Linked DNA regions of Mus musculus: region 2 is linked to region 1. The links are chromatin loops, found by intact Hi-C in ENCODE. Cell type or tissue: left cerebral cortex. All regions are shown on one strand.

Region 1 (8,000 bases):
ATCTCTTCAAGTATTTTCCTCATTTTCAGATATTTTAAGCTTCACTTGAGGATTAATACATGTGCTTTTTGAATTCAAGTAAAATATATCCTGCATAGCTGTCCGTTTCACTGCATAACAGCTGCTAACTTAATATGCACATTTTTCTTAGAATAAGCCCCATTGTTTTGCTTCTGTAAGAAGACATTGAAATCAATTTTTTGAAAATTGTACTCTAATGAATGTAGTTGACAATTTAAAGTGTTGATAGTGACAAACTGATGTCATCATAGACAGTACAAATCAGAGTTTGGAAATAACCCATTTCTAGTTTAAGCTGAATTGAGCCTGAACAATGTGGAGGAAATTACTATACTTGCTATAGCTCACGGATCTTGGAGTAAGGGCAAAACTGACTTGCTCCAAACTTACACATATACTAAAGCATCTTATATTTGCACTGGACTATAACTGCTTGAAATATCTGCATCTATAACCTAGTGTATAAGCCATTGATATATTCATAAGAAATGTCCTCTTCTAAGCTTAAATGAGATTTATAATTATGAAAGAAATGAATATTAATTGTAGTAATTTTAAGTAAAAATACATTTTAATGGTAAAAATTCCTTTATAATATCACCACCATTAGATAATGGCTTATTTCATCTTTATAATTTAGAAATTCATATTTATGTATATAGTATGTATAAACTACATAATGTAGTTTGGTAAATATCTAGTTACATTTAGAAAGCATTTATTTTCAACATTGAAATTACAAACATATATATAACTTCTTGTCTTTTCCTCCATAGTAATATATTATAAATAAGTAAATTATAGTTTTAAAATAATTAATTTCAAACTAACATAATGTAAACAAATGATTATAATACAAATGTATATAAATTTTGTCGAATTTATATTATTTAAGTTTTGTTTAAAATATAGTTATGACAATTACTTGTGCAAATAAAAATTGATGAGCCTCTGTGTTTTCTTTGTATGTTACTATAAATAAAATTATTAGCTCAGATTATAAATATAAAATATTTATAAGTAATATACTTATTTTAACCTGGTTTTTTGTTGTTTTTTGTTTTTGTTTTTTGTTCATGTTTTTTCAAGCCAGGGTTTCTCTGTGTAGGTCTGGCTGTCCTGGAAGTTACTCTGTAGACCAGGCTGGCCTTGAACTCAGAAATCTGCCTGCCTTTGCCTCCCAAGTGCTGGGATTAAAGGAGTGTGCCACCACCACCCGGATAAACTGTTTTAAACTATGTACATACTTATGCATATTTCAAGAATTTACATGTGGTACATGTAGGCAGATTTATTTTTTAATTGCCTAATTGTTTTCTAACAAGGGAAAGAAATAAAGGGTTTGGATTTGGGTGGGTGGGAAGGTGGGAGGGTCTAAGAGGAGTTAGAGGAGGGCGAACTATGTTCAGAACATATTGTTTGTAAAATTTTACTTTTTATAAAAATTAAAATTATTAAAAATAGAGTATATGTTTAAATCCTTGAGAAAATTACATGACTAATGACAGTTTTATTGTTTATAATAACATAATTTTCAACCTTTTGTTACATATATTGAAGTCTGGCAAATTATATTTATAGAATCCCTCATCATATTTTTTGACCAGTATCCTATCTACTTCCCTACATATCTATATATGATATATACAATACTCATATCTATTCATGAAAACTATTTGTAAATAATGACATTAGTATTTGTCCTAGTTCAATGTTTCTGTTAATACATCACATTAACAAGTATCACATATGTAGGATGTATAACTTTAACCTGAGAAAATTTTATATTTGATAATATAAAATGGAAACAAGCATGGAAGAAAATGTCCTAAGGTTATAAACCATGCCTTACACATGGACAGACAGGGAAAAGCAACACTTCCTATGACAAGTGACCAGTGGCAGTTAAAATTATAAGAAATGTCTTTTTAAAAGGATGCAAGAATGGAATTTTATGACCATCAGGAAACTCTTGAAGGAAAAATAAATAAATATTCTCATGTAGGTCCTTTTAATTTAATTATATTGTGGAGTAACATAAAGGCAATACAAATTCTCTTGCTGTCTAAGCTTCAGCAAAGACGCCTGTGCGTCCTTTCTGTTATTTATACCAACACAGATGAGGAATAATGATAATTGCTATCTTACAAGGTTTTGAGAATAATTAAATCATGTAATTTATGTAAAGCGCTTGGCAAAATGTTCGGAACAGAATTGTTCCTCCATAAATCATCATAGGAATGGCCATTCTAGAAGTATTTTTATACTTACAAAGAAATTCTCTCTACCATTAAATCCTTCAGCAAACAAAAGGCCATTTTACATAAACTCTACTCTTTTAGGAAACTGCTCACAGTGAATTTGTGTCTGTTGAAAGCTTGCTAGTGCATTGGCCCTTTGAGAAAGTGCAGCATCTTTGAAGTGCAGGGGACTTGGATTGATGGGTTCCTTCCTCTTTGGTGCTCATTCTTAGCTCTTGTACAATCGAAACAGAAAAGACGGGCCGAGGGGGGCGTTCTGTTCCACAATGGTGATTCCACAGAGCTGACCCAGGCCATACATATGGCCCCCAGTAGGTGGATTTTATTTAAATTAATAAGATTGTTCTATGTTTAATTCATGATGCAGGGACTTAAAAGCACTATGATAACTAGGGAAGGTCAAAACATAACTCATTGTAGATCATATTTCTATAAACAGCAGGGTGCCCTTTTTGAAGTGGATATAACAAATATCAGAAGACACACTGGAGAAAAAAAAAATCAACATATACAGACAGTATGTATCAAACACTGAGGAACAGCCTCTGGACTTAATTCTGGACTTTATGACTTTTATTTTTGTTCTCAGTTTGCATGGCTTTGTGCACAACTTAGAAGGCTGTGCTCTTTGCTCTGATGTAAGATGAGAATATTGTATTTAGTATCATGAGATGTGACATCCTATCTGGACCTCACTTAAGTGCTTTGCATTCCCTCTAGCTTGCACATGGGAAATGGTTGGTCACCTCTAAAGGGAAAAAAATCAACAAAAATGTCTTCAGTAAAGATCATATCCCCAAAGAAGGAAGGACTTTGAAAGAGAGCAAGGAGGAGCATATTTGGAGAGTGGGTTTGTGGAGAAAGATGAGGAAGAGAAAAAAATGACATATTATGAACTCAAAAATTATTATCATTATTATCATTAATCTTTATTTGAAGAAACCATATCCAAGACAGCTTAAATGGACTGAAAATGGAAAATAGCCAACAAAGAGTTAAGGGTTAATCTCTTGGTTTGATTTTTCTTCTCCCTCCTACTCACTGACTTTGGGTCAGTTCATTGCTCTTGGTACTTCTACAAGAGGCTGTGTCTGCTGGGTCAAAAAAGGAGGAGAGATCATCAGTCAATTTTGCAGTTTGCTAGCTGTTAAAGGGAGGCTGGGTTAGAACAGATGACTACAATGAGGACTGGGGATTATCTGTGACTTTCAAAAGCCATTGTTCCCCTATTATTATGAAAACCACTGGTGGGCTGTAAGCTCACTTCCTCATTCACGCCCATAGTAGAAAGTGAATTCAGAAAACATCCCCACAGAGCCCTGAACTCAACTTTCAATTGAGAGTAATGTACAGAAATGTCATTCTCTTAAAAAAAAAAAAAAAAAAAAAAAAAAAAAAAAAAAAAAAAAAAACACAGCAATTTAGTCGGCCACCATTTGAGAAAGCCAAACTCAGCTGTTTCCAGAGCTCACTATTGTCAATGACTTTGTGGTTTTGCAATAACAACGTAAAATGTGCTTTCAGTGGGGATTCCCTTTTAATTCTCTACTTCTAAGTGTCTGCTATCTTCTCCATATGTTTCTTGTTGTGTACGCTAAACAGCGAAATAAAACTTATCTTGCAAGAGCTGTCTGGTTCCAGTGGTTGCTTAGTTATTCTTAGAAAGTAGAAATTGTCACTTGTTAGAGGGAATTTTTACAAGTCTGAAAAGATTGCTGTAAAAAAGGTTTTGTTTTCCTTCATTTGTCTTGAGAATTTTCACACAGAAAAAAAAAATTAAGTGTGCTTCCATCTGTTACTAAAGTGTTCATCTGAAAGTAGGAAAAATACAAAGAGGGGGAAAGAGGTGGGAGGGGAGGGCCCTGCTGTCTATGAACTGCTACTGTTCAGAGTCACTCTATCCCTCTCCTTAGAAAGCACAGTGAAGGCAGTGAAAGATGTTTAAATAGCGATAATGGATTGCAAATACAGGCACTCTTATCTTTGGAATTTTAAAGTGGACAGGAGGAAGCAGGGCATATTTTGTTTAAGGCTTATGCCTAAAGTTGAGCTTTTATCTTTTGTAGGTCCTTCTCTGCTTGTTGGTTTCCAGAATATATATTGAAGCTTTGGGTTCAGACAAAAAAAAAAAAAAAAAAAAAAAAAAATCACACAGAAAATAAAACTACAGCATGTGATGTAGGAAGCAGCAATTTGGGGAAAAGACTTAAAATAAATATGTTCTCCTAAGCAGAGCTCAGAGAATGGGGGTCTATGGAACACTGATGTCAGGGACATTGGGATATTGAATCATGTTTGTCATTCATCGCCCTTCACTCACTGATCTATTTGCTCATTTAGAGATTTACCTACTATCAACAGTAGCTCCTCCCATTTGAAAACACCTATGATCAGTCAGGAAGCTCATTTTTACTATGATTACTATTTTTACTATTTTCTCTGGCTAATCCAAGTGCAGATGATAATGACAACATAGAAGGGCTTCAAAAGGTGGCAAGGGATTATTTAATCTGAAGTAAAGGAATCATTTAAATGACCTCCCATCCTGTCTCTAAGCCAGTAACCTCAAAACTAGTTCTGGCATCTCTAGTCAATACAATATTCTCTCTTCTCCATACTTAAATAGAAGATGGAAAACAGCACAACTAACATATCTTTACTCCAAAGAACATGACTATTTATGAGGAGTCTGTCTTAGTGCAGCTGGTCTGCTGGGATGAGAAGCCCAGAGTGCAGTTTTCCTTGGTGGAGAAATGCCTGGTCCCTCAACCTGTGTCCTTGGGCTGCATGGGTCTGTCCTGGTAGGCTCGGGTCCTCCTTCCAGTCTCTGCTTTGAGAGCAGTCTGAGGACTCATTCTATTTTCCCTTCTCCCAAATCAGTTCTTAGGTCTCAGCAACATACTTTTATCCTTTACAAATACCTAAGGGACCAATACCATTATGGTAGCTTTTCCTGCGATTAATGTTACACTTCAGTGAGGATGAAAAACACTTCTCTCTACAGACTTTTCTAAAACCAGGACCTTTAGTGTTCTTTTTGATAACTTCTAAAGGTTTACACCTACACTTACTCAGAAATGTATTTATTAAACTTAATTGCATTAAGTTTACCTACTTTTCTGTCTACATCATGGGTCTCCTGAAAATTAGGAACATTTGATTATATCTATGTTTTAAGATCCTCTGCTTTTGTCTACCGCATAGAATGTAATACCTATTAGTCCTACATCCAACAAGATGTATTAAGCTAGGTGCTGTACTAGGTGATGTTGAGGTTGTGACAGACTCAAGAGACAAAGTAGCCTTCTTGCTGTCCTTCATATCTCACTCCATTGGCAGCTGCATGCTCCTTTTGTGTAGACAGTCCTGGACACAAAGGTTAGCAGGCAAAGCAAGAGCAAGGACAGAGCTCACAAACTGCTGGACCCTAACACTTGCAGCATTCTGAAAGCATTTTAACTGCAACCTTCAACTTCAAGACCTCTAGGACACACTAGAGTAAGACTTGCGACATTTTAACCTTTTAACATTGTGATCTAACTCAGAACAGAGGATAAAGTCTATAGGTCAGGATCCTCAAGTACTGAAGGCCATTTCTAACTTTCTGCTTTTTTCAACTCAGACAGCATGTAAAAGCCTGCCTTTTGAACTGAAGTCCACAAAGTACATGGGCTGCTGGGGCAGCTGGGGCTGCTGGGGCTGCTGGGGCTGCTGGGGCTGCTGGGGCTGCTGGGGCTGCTGGGGCTGCTGGGGCTGCTGGGGCTGCTGGGGCTGCTGGGGCTGCTGGGGCTGCTGGGGCTGCTGGGGCTGCTGGGGCTGCTGGGGCTGCTGGGGCTGCTGGAGCTGCTGCTGTTTTCTCTGCCTACCTTTCCCACATTCTATAATGGGAGCTAATTTTTTTGATGGCTGAGACTGTTTGTCTAAATAACAAGGTGCTTAATTTGAACCTTACACAAAGGAGATTGTTTCAGAGATTAAATGAATGGGAGCCCTAGCCGGTGAATAATTTTATACAACAGTAGCTTTCATATTATCCCCAAAGTGCCAGAATGGGTGATCTGGCAAAGGGAATAAATAGAAAGCATGGAAGTTTTTCTGGATAGACAATTACAGTTAGCATAAAATATTCAATTAGTATGTATGGATGAAAGTAAAATCATGGGCTTTTTAAAATGAGACCTTGGTAGCTTATAATTTTCTCTCAAAAACTTTTGCCAGTCTATCATTGATGGTGTTGTTGTTATTGTTATTGTTATTGTTGTTATTATTATTATTATTATTATTATTATTATTATTACTGTGTTATGTTATGATATGTTGTTATGTTAGCTACCCAGAATGTTAGGCAGCCAATTACTTATCAGGTTAATGTTTTCAAAAGCCTCCACAGTTTTTCGAGCTATAGCTTCCCCATGAAATAAAACTGTCTCCAAACTTACATGACAGACACTGTGAAACTGCTAACAATAAGCTAAGGACTCAAAATCCTTATATCTTAATTGAGCTTTTCAAGAAATAATTATTTGTTGCATATACTATAGATAATAAGAAAGCTTATCTTCCCTCTTCTTGTATTGTTTCTCAAGAAGAGAATGTCTAGGCATGAAAACAGTGAAATAAGCATTAAATTCATAAGATTTGCTCTTTTAGCAGTACAGCATTTTGATCTCTATACTGATTCCGAGAATACATAAGTTTCAGATATAATCTTTGAAGAATAGATTTAATACTAATCATGTTAATACTAGTAAATGAAATATTTGGAGTGTATTTATTCTTAACTTTATCTTCATTTTTCTCATATCTAGGTGTTATTTTATCTTACCTTTAACACTCAGTAACACTAACAAAGATACTTTCAGCATATGTGTACTATTAAATTCAGGGAAACATACATAAATATTACTTTAAATGGGATCATGTAGAAAATTTGGATTTTGATATGCAGGTGTAGTAATTGAGATTGAGGGGAAAACTAGTTTGGGTTTAAAAACAAAAACCAGGCAAATCAGGAGCTAGAATCGTGGTATTTCATAAAGAAATATGCATCACTTGGGCAACTTAGGACATGTTTTTATAAACATTGAACCTATTTTACCTAAACAAACATGGCAATTGAGAAATACTTGGACTTGATGACTTAAAGTACAAAATCAAGGTCAGCTTCAAGGTTAGTCACTCTACCCACTAGTCATGAGCAGGAGCAGGGAACCACTGCTTCTCTTCTTTAAGTGATCTACAGTGTTTTATCTTTAGGCTGTTTTTCCTGCACATGGTTGATAGAGATCACAGGAGAAATCTGTATGTTTCCCTTTCATATATGGTCAGGGATTCTTATCCTTGATACTGTTGATAATTGAGCAGTCATTGGTTTATATGGAGAGGCTGGTCTGTGACTTGTAGAAAGCTTCCTATCACCATCTTCAGTTACTACTTGGCACCCCACACACTGTGACAATCAAGAATGACTTCGGGGACCTAGAGATGGCTCAGCAGCTGAAGGTGCTTGCCAAAGAGACTGAGTTCAATCCCTCAGGATCGCATGGTTTGTGGAGAGAATTACCTCCCACAATCTGATATCCAAACTCAAGCCCTGGCATACAGTCTCACAAAGTGTGGTGGTGCGAGTGAGAATGGTCCTCATAGCTATTAGTTGGTGGAACTCTTTGGGGATTATGGCCTTGTTGGGAAAGAGGCATCACTGGAGGGCTGACTTTG
Region 2 (8,000 bases), 210 kb before region 1:
CCTGCTGTGTTTGGAGACTTCCTGATTTACTGCTTTGCCTTTTAACTGTTTTCAGGCAGATGGGGGTTGGGAGTAGGGTGGAGAGCTGCAGGGATCAAGTGAGTACAAACAAGGCCTCTCAAGTACCACCAAGGGAAGAGACTTTCTGCTTAGATAAGTCACCAGGTCAGAAGAGCTTTATTCCCACCCCGTTGATTTCATCTGCCCTTCTCCAGCTAGCAATAAGAATTTCCTCACTGGGACATCATGCAAGAAATCTTTGGTATCCCTTTTCACTTCCTTTTGAAAACAATGGTAGTAATGTTAAATTCTCTATATCCCTCCCAAGCCTCATGGTTTCTTTCCTAGTTAGTCATGATGTGTTAGAAAGCTCTCATTTTATATAAAGTCCTGTGTTCCTCACAGGGTACAAATAGGTGTGAATGCTTGATAAATAATGGAATTGCCTCCTGCTTCTTGAGCTGTGCTTTACATATAAAAGTACACATTGGACATCAGTTAAATTATAAGTAATTGAGCCAGACTCTTCCTGTTCACCTTGTTAACTTTGGAAGCATATTTCGAGTTACGGGTGTATTTGCTGGGGTTTTCTAGAGTAGCAGAACTAATAGAATGGATCTCTCTCTCTCTCTCTCTCTCTCTCTCTCTCTCTCTCTCTCTCTCTCTCTCTCCCTTTCTCTCTATCTATCATCTATCTATCTATCTATCTATCTATCTATCTATCTATCTATCTATCTATCTTTCTATCTATCTATCTATCTATCTATCTATCTATCTATCTATCTATCTATCTATCTATCATCTATCTATCTATCTATCATCTATCTCTCTCCCTCTCTTTTGAGCACTGAGCATCATTTCCCATCAATTAATTTGAGAAGAGATGGAATGCTCTCCATGTTCTGCATGTTCTGTGGGCTGGTCTCTAAGACAGGGATGGTTTAACATAGTAATATTTGTTCTTTTCAGTAAATGTGAGTTCATCATACCAGTACCATAGAAAGACTTCTAAAACTTCATTAATCCTGAAACTTTTGTTTCAAAACAGTGACACTGACATCACTACCTTAATAAATACAATAGCATTACTTTGTCAATCTGGAAGCTAGGTCAGAATTAAGTCGGCATTATAGCAATTGACCACATCACTGGAAAGTTTTGCTTTATTTAATAATTATATTGAAAAAAAGATGATGCTTTATGTGTTAATTTATATGTAGTAATTTAGTTTGGAAAAGAAAAGAGTAGAAGTCTGGTCCTGTTTTAAAAGATTTTAGAGGTACACACACATATGTAGTAGCAAAGGGCTGCCTTGTCTGGCCTCAGTGGAAGAAGATGAGCTTAATCCTGTAGAGATTTGATGCCACGAGGTGGGGGCATATCCCTAGGGGAGATACGAAGGGGAAGGAGTAGGTTGGAACTCTGTGAAGGGGCAACATTTAGGATATAAAATAATTAATAAAAGAAAGATTTTAGAGATGGTTTTGTGAATTGCCTATAATCTCACAGAGAATAGATAATAGAGTTGAAATTCAAATCTAGGTACTGCAACTACAATCTGATGCCTGTCACCATTTCATGCAGACTCCCAATGAGGTCTGAGTGGAGAATTGTCTCAAAAATGTCAAGGTTTAAGGACCTTAAGACTTGAGACTCTAAAGTCCAGGTAGTTAACCCCACTGTTCAAAGTATTAGAGCTCCCTGTGTGGAGAACAAAAGACTTAACTGTCCACAAGTAGAAAATGATAAATGCCTCAGTTCAAGAAAGGAGACAGAGATTTGGCCTTTTCTGCCCCATGGGATATTGTCAGATGATGGGAAGTTTACTCTTAGAAAGAAAGATTAAGACGGTTGTTCTGGGATCCTTCATTAGTTATCATTAGCATCATGAGAGTAACCTGTAGCACGCTGTTACACCTGTCTCCTTCCCTCACAAACACACAGACACACACACATACTTCATGTTGTGTCATGTGACAAGAAACCATGTCTCTTCCTCCCTCACATTCTCTCACCATTTTGAGGCCATCCACTGTGGATCTTCTCCAAGTGAACAAATCAATAGAATTTCAGCCTCTAAAACTACTAGCAAAATGAACTTCTTTGCCTGGTGATTTCTCAGGCTTGGGTATTTTGTTACAGTAGCAGAAAACTGTTAATATAAAATAGTTACAGTGGATCTTTCTAACTTTATCATGTTCTTTGTGAAGATAAGGATACATTTTTCCCTTTTGATTTGGGCATTTTTATTTGCTGTTCTTATCCAGTTGCCTGATCTAGAAACCTGAGTAGAATTTTTAATAAAATGACAACAATGGAATACTTATTTTAATTCCCAATCTTAGAGGAAGCAATTACTCTGTGGTTATCGAATGCAGCCTCTCCTGAAAGTTCCAGGTGGACTTTTCCAGAGAGGAGGCACAGCCCTTTAGTGCTTCCCAATGACTCTGCTGGAGAAGAAAGCTCAGACGCTTACCCACAGCTTTCTCTGGACCTCATCCTTTGCTTTTGCTTTTTGTGGGTTTGTTTTATATCCCTTTTCCATAACAAAGTCTAAGTCAGAGTCTACATTGTGTCTTTTGAGTCATCTTAGAGAATTGTGGAATGGTATCTCCAGAGCTCCTGGTACTCTGGAATTCACCAATCAGCTTCCATCTATGGGCCTAAAAGTTCAACAATGCCCCTGCCTCCTGAAGTAGAGTCTCTTATGCTGAGAAAGAAGAGTAGAGAGAAGACTGTAAGAGAGATATCATAGGCTTTCTCTTTTCATGTTGAGATTTCATACTCATTGTCTTCAACAAGTATAATACTTTTCCACACTTTTAGAGACTTTAAGAGCTTTCGGCTATATGCAATTGTCATTTCCACCATCTGGCTAGTGAGTGACTCCTCTGAGCTCAGTCTTCCTCTCTGGTGTTGTGCCATTAGTATACCCCAAATTATTTGACAACTTTATTTTCTAATAGTCTAAAACAAGCTACTCTCAGCATGATTTCCAGATCCTAGTGCAATTGGCTTTCTAGAGCATCACTATTTTCATGCTGCTTCTCTCAAACTTCTGCTCATCACCTGGAACCTCGCAGCTCATACCTGCTTCTTTCAAAGACTTCTGTTGGACACTGTGTTCATTCTCTGTTCACCAGTGTCTTCATCTTACAATGTGTGCTAAGATTTAACTCTGCCAATGACTTTCTCTTATTTTAAGTGTAAGCAAATTTAATAGATTCAACTCTTCTGTATAGTTAGAAAATTTCTCTGCAGAATAGGCAGTCCAGAAATATTTCTTTTTCCATGACAACTGGCTGAGAATAAGTCATTGTGGGAGAGAGTGCCAAAAGTAACAACTTTGTCATTTGGTTGAAACTTTATCACATATGTGTGGCATATGTTTTTCCTAGTAAAAATGTTAGTCGAGATTGTCACTGTTTTCCTATTGGTAAGTTGGGGCTTTTAGCTTTAAGATTCCAACCCCCCATCATATAGATATGAAATTGCTGTTTCAGATCTTGTGAGTTCAAGGTCTACTTTCAGTTCAGAACTAAGCTTCCTATACTGAAAGGAGCACTGAAAATCTGGAGCCTTTGACTACTTAAAGGTCTGCATACTTTCCCTTAAAATGTAGCAAGAGCAATTAAAATCAGAATAAAATAGATAAAGAAAACCCTCTCTGAAATTTTTGCTTAGATGTCGAAATTTAAACTTGAGGCCTTGGTCATGAATTTTGGTTATACAATAGATAGGAACAAAGTAAGTCTATTCGTCACAAACGCTCTCTGTGCTAGCCTAACCCTATGGCCATCTCACTACAGTAACTATGTTGTTTTGACAAATAACTCATTCTGCTGAAGATGAAAGATAACCAACTGACTGCGTGTGGAGCAAAGAGGGAAGCTTTTGTTGTATGTGGAAGCAAGCCTAAATTTGGTTGAGTGGTTAGTAAAAAGAAAAAAAAAAAGATTTAGAAAGGAATTAACCTGTGGGTGTAATTTTAGGAGTGCTATTGAGTTCGTTTCTTTTGGTCATTAGTCACCTATGTTAGTCATTCACCAAGTCCTCCTTTACCACCCCACCCCAACCCCAGTCCTATTTGATTCTCAGTAGATTTGTTTCACAGTCTTCTTTATCTTGTACCTGAGTTCTCCATATTGTTAGAGTTAACAAAAGGTAACTTGTGGGTGCTGGTTAAGATGGAGATTTAAAAAAACTCCTATCAAGGGTATAGAGAGAACAAAACAAATTATACTGTGTTGGACTCTATACACAATGTGTGCATAAAATATTTTATAGTGAAATCTTGGACCTTATTTTGCCAATTATGAAACAAAGTACGTATTATACTGAATACTTTAAAAACTGAAAATTTCTAACAAAATGATTAACATTCTGTATGTTCTATTTTCATACCTCTTTCCCTGAACTACATGTGGTATACAGTCCCCTTGGTAGTTTTCATTAAATTATATACAACCTCCTGCAAAAGAGTGTTGAGAGTTTGATATGATGAAATACATCAAGAGGGTAGGATTTCCCATTATTCACTTTCGTCTGACCATTTTGCGATGATGGGGAGCTCTTGGGTGATGACAGATACGGCGAAAATCGTGCATTTATGAGAGAAGTCATGGAATTATAGGGGATTTATCCAATGTGATGTGCTTTCATCTTGCAGATTTCTACCTACATCATTTCACTTTGATTTTTCAAAAGTCCTCAGGAAGTAAATGTTTTTAATTTTCATTTTGCAAATGAAGACACTGACAGAGAGAATGTGTTAGTTTAACACTGAAACTTTAGGATGAAAGCACTCACGTAGACAGCCAGGTTTCCTATTTAGGGAAAACACTTGGTAATTATATAATACTTAGAAGAAGGATATTTTATAATAATGACTGTACATCTGGGATGAGGTATCACAGGCACATTTATTTTTGTGGATCAAGAGCAGAACCTATTTTCTGATTGTATCTCTATGTGTGTGATATATACCTGTATGAGTTTCAAAATAGTTTCTGCCTTCCTTTAGGTTTTGTTATATTTTTTTCTTTGTTTTTGTTATTTTGTATTTTTGATGATTGCATAAAACATTTTTAGTGAACTATATTTATTAGTATAGATTCTCTTACACGAAATATAAAATAAGGGATTTTTAAAACCCTACATTTTATCTACAACTTTTTTTTCTACTTTTAGTTAATTTTTAATGAACAGGTCAAAAAGACTGGGGAATGAGTTGAAATAGCTACATTTTGTCAATTTATAGTTATGGTCTATCATTTACATTCACATCACTGTTCTGTCTTACTGATGTTTGTTTTATTTGTTTGCTTTAATCCTGGGTCTCATGTAGCTTAAATGTACCTCAAATCTCTAAGATGTTGAGGGTAGCTTTGAACTGATGATCCTCCTCCCTCTACCTCTCAAGGGATGGGATTATAGTCACTCACCACCACACTGGGTAATCGCCAGTTATTTTTAAATCTAACTTAAAACAGTCTTTATTATTTTCTCTATTTGTTCTTTGGTCAGGACAGTGGCATATTTCCAATGAAAATAGAGGAATATAATAATAAATGTTTGTTCTTAGTTACCACTTTCACAGAAAGAGAGCAATGTAAGAAAATACTAAAAGATCAAGAGGTGTAAGTTCAAGCATTCCAAATTTGAAACTTAGGCAAACTTGAATTTGGAAATTAAATATGGTGAATAGTTACAATGTATTGTCTTCTATACTACTGAGTTATTTGAAGAGAATTAAAAATAAAAACATAAATGTAGAACATATAGCTAGATACAGAGAAAAGTTTGATATGATTATTGAGTATTTCTCCTTAGAGATAAAGATTAGATTGTATTTTTGTTCACAGAATTTAAATCCTGATTTTTTAGTCTGATTTGTTTCTAAAAGATTGAAAGCCCTGTCCTTTAGATTGTTGCCTCTGACAACATCGCCCAGAACACTTGCCGAAGATAAACATAATGGAATCAACACAGTAATGTGATATTTCCTGATGGAATACCAGGCTTGCCCCTTGTGGGAGACAATCCCATAATCAACTGGCAGGGTTGTGAGGTTCTTTCTTACATGCTAGATTGATGTGATAATCCATACCATGTTTTGACATATTTTGTGTATTACAACTTCTATGCTTTTGCTTCTATGGCAACTGATGGCTTTGTCAACTGGTTTCAGAGCACTGGGGAAAGAAATACATTGGCAAAAAGCTTGAGTTTTCATTTTTTCCATACGATAGAAAAACCAAGATACTCAACCACACTGGTTATGATGATGTGACAAGAGATAATTTAATTATTTTTGACATGGGGTTATATAACCAAGAAAAAACGTAATTATTCAAACAGCTTACATTTATTTAAAGACAAATCCAAAGGCAAAAAATGCCTTCCTTATTTTATTAAGTAAATTTAGACATAATAGCAAGCGTATGAAGCATTTATGCTATTTCAGCTCTAACATGAGAAAGAAGCATTGTAACTTACAGTTACAATAACTTTGGTCTATTATCACTGTCTTTTAATGATAAACAATTAATTATATTTTAAAACAATCTTGCATTTCCCAATTTCTGTGATGAAATTAGATGTTTAAATTTATTTATATGAAATATTCACTATTTCATTTAACACATTGGATTTTCTTACATTGCTAGCAATTTCTATTAAAACAGATGAGAGATTGGTTAGATATAAATAACCTATGAGTTACCATGCAGCATGATATATTTTTATACATTATGAGGAAAGAATAGCACTTATTTTAAGTCATCAGAAAATATTAAGTAAATTTCACAATACATGAAATTTAGCTCATATTCAAACTTTAAGCCAAGTTTTTTTTTTCTTGGAAGAAATAATGTCAATCCATTTCTTATCCTCATGCATAGATGCTATTGCACTAATAATACCAGGCAGCTTTTGTTAGATGAGACAGTGACCATATGGCCCTCAACGATGAATGTATTTGCTCACTGATCTATGATAGGAAAAGCTTACCAATCCTTGAGGTACTTACATTTATACATCTCAGATGACCACTGCACTGAACACACATGTTCATATACACACATCATAAGTGTGTGTTTCCTGTGAAAGGGCTCTCTTTGAATGCTTGCTATTTACAAACCATCATTTCATATTTTGAACATTCTTCTGAAACTCTTGGGCACTGATATCAAAATCTTGTACATATAAAAGCATAAAATTATATATATATATGTATACATAAAATAAAGAGAAAATATTTTATAATAAGATGATTGGACATTTTTCTTTGATTTTTCTAGTTTTCCACCACAACACCAAAACATCAATATAGTTATTATTAGAATATTTATCAGCTACATGGTTAATAGCAATATTCATTTTGGTGTATGGATTATTATTAAAAAATGATGGATGCTAGATTTAATTTAGTTTTAATAATTTGTATTATCTTGACTAAAAATCTAATTATATGCTATTTGACTGTTAGATGCCTAATTGACATGCTATCCCTGTGGTATGATAAGGCATATCTGATATTTTACATGCTTATTTGCATTTCCTGAGAAAAAGAGCTGAACTAGCAATAGTGTCCAGACTGTGTAGAGTTCTCTGGAGGCAGTAGCCTATGGGAGATATGGAAGACAGCAGTCAAAGGGCTTACTTAGGCTTTGTGACTTTGCCATTTCTTTGCTGAAGTAGTGTGTTTCTCATTTCTAATGGTAAAGGTCCAACTTGAGGTTTTGTTGTTGTTGTTGTTGCTGTTGTTTTTTATGGTTTTACAGTTGTGAATTCTAATGCTTAGGAATGGTAGGAGTTTAGCACTAATAGAACTACATTTCTCAGAATTCACTTCTCTTTCTAGGTCTGTTTTAGACAGTGGGACAATGAGTGCTGTAGGTAAGAGGAACAGTACATTTCAGCTCTGAAATTTGGTAGATTCTTCATATCCTTAGGGGACTGCACAGCCTCCTTTGTTGAGATAGCGACTGGCTACACAG

What was found. Hi-C counts contacts between places; a loop is a spot of excess contacts. Peaks named below come from ENCODE experiments on the same cell type or tissue, not always from the same donor. Only the 100,000 strongest peaks of a DNase experiment are listed, where the experiment ranks them.
Region 2: a loop joins it to region 1, with 3 times the contacts of the local background. A loop is called at or near these places in 2 of 42 quality-filtered maps.

The regions. Positions count from the first base shown.
Region 1 is chr15:42,581,893-42,589,892 of GRCm38, forward strand. The region is part of intron 1 of Angpt1 (angiopoietin 1); the gene reads right to left. Among named protein-coding and RNA genes, the nearest start is that of Gm41313, 80 kb to the right of the region's middle. In left cerebral cortex, no CTCF peak of the experiment used is centred here; a DNase peak (open chromatin) is centred at 3,982.
Region 2 is chr15:42,373,103-42,381,102 of GRCm38, forward strand. No RefSeq gene overlaps it. Among named protein-coding and RNA genes, the nearest start is that of Gm41313, 290 kb to the right of the region's middle. In left cerebral cortex, no CTCF peak of the experiment used is centred here; DNase peaks (open chromatin) are centred at 3,345 and 3,788; H3K27ac peaks cover 322 bases.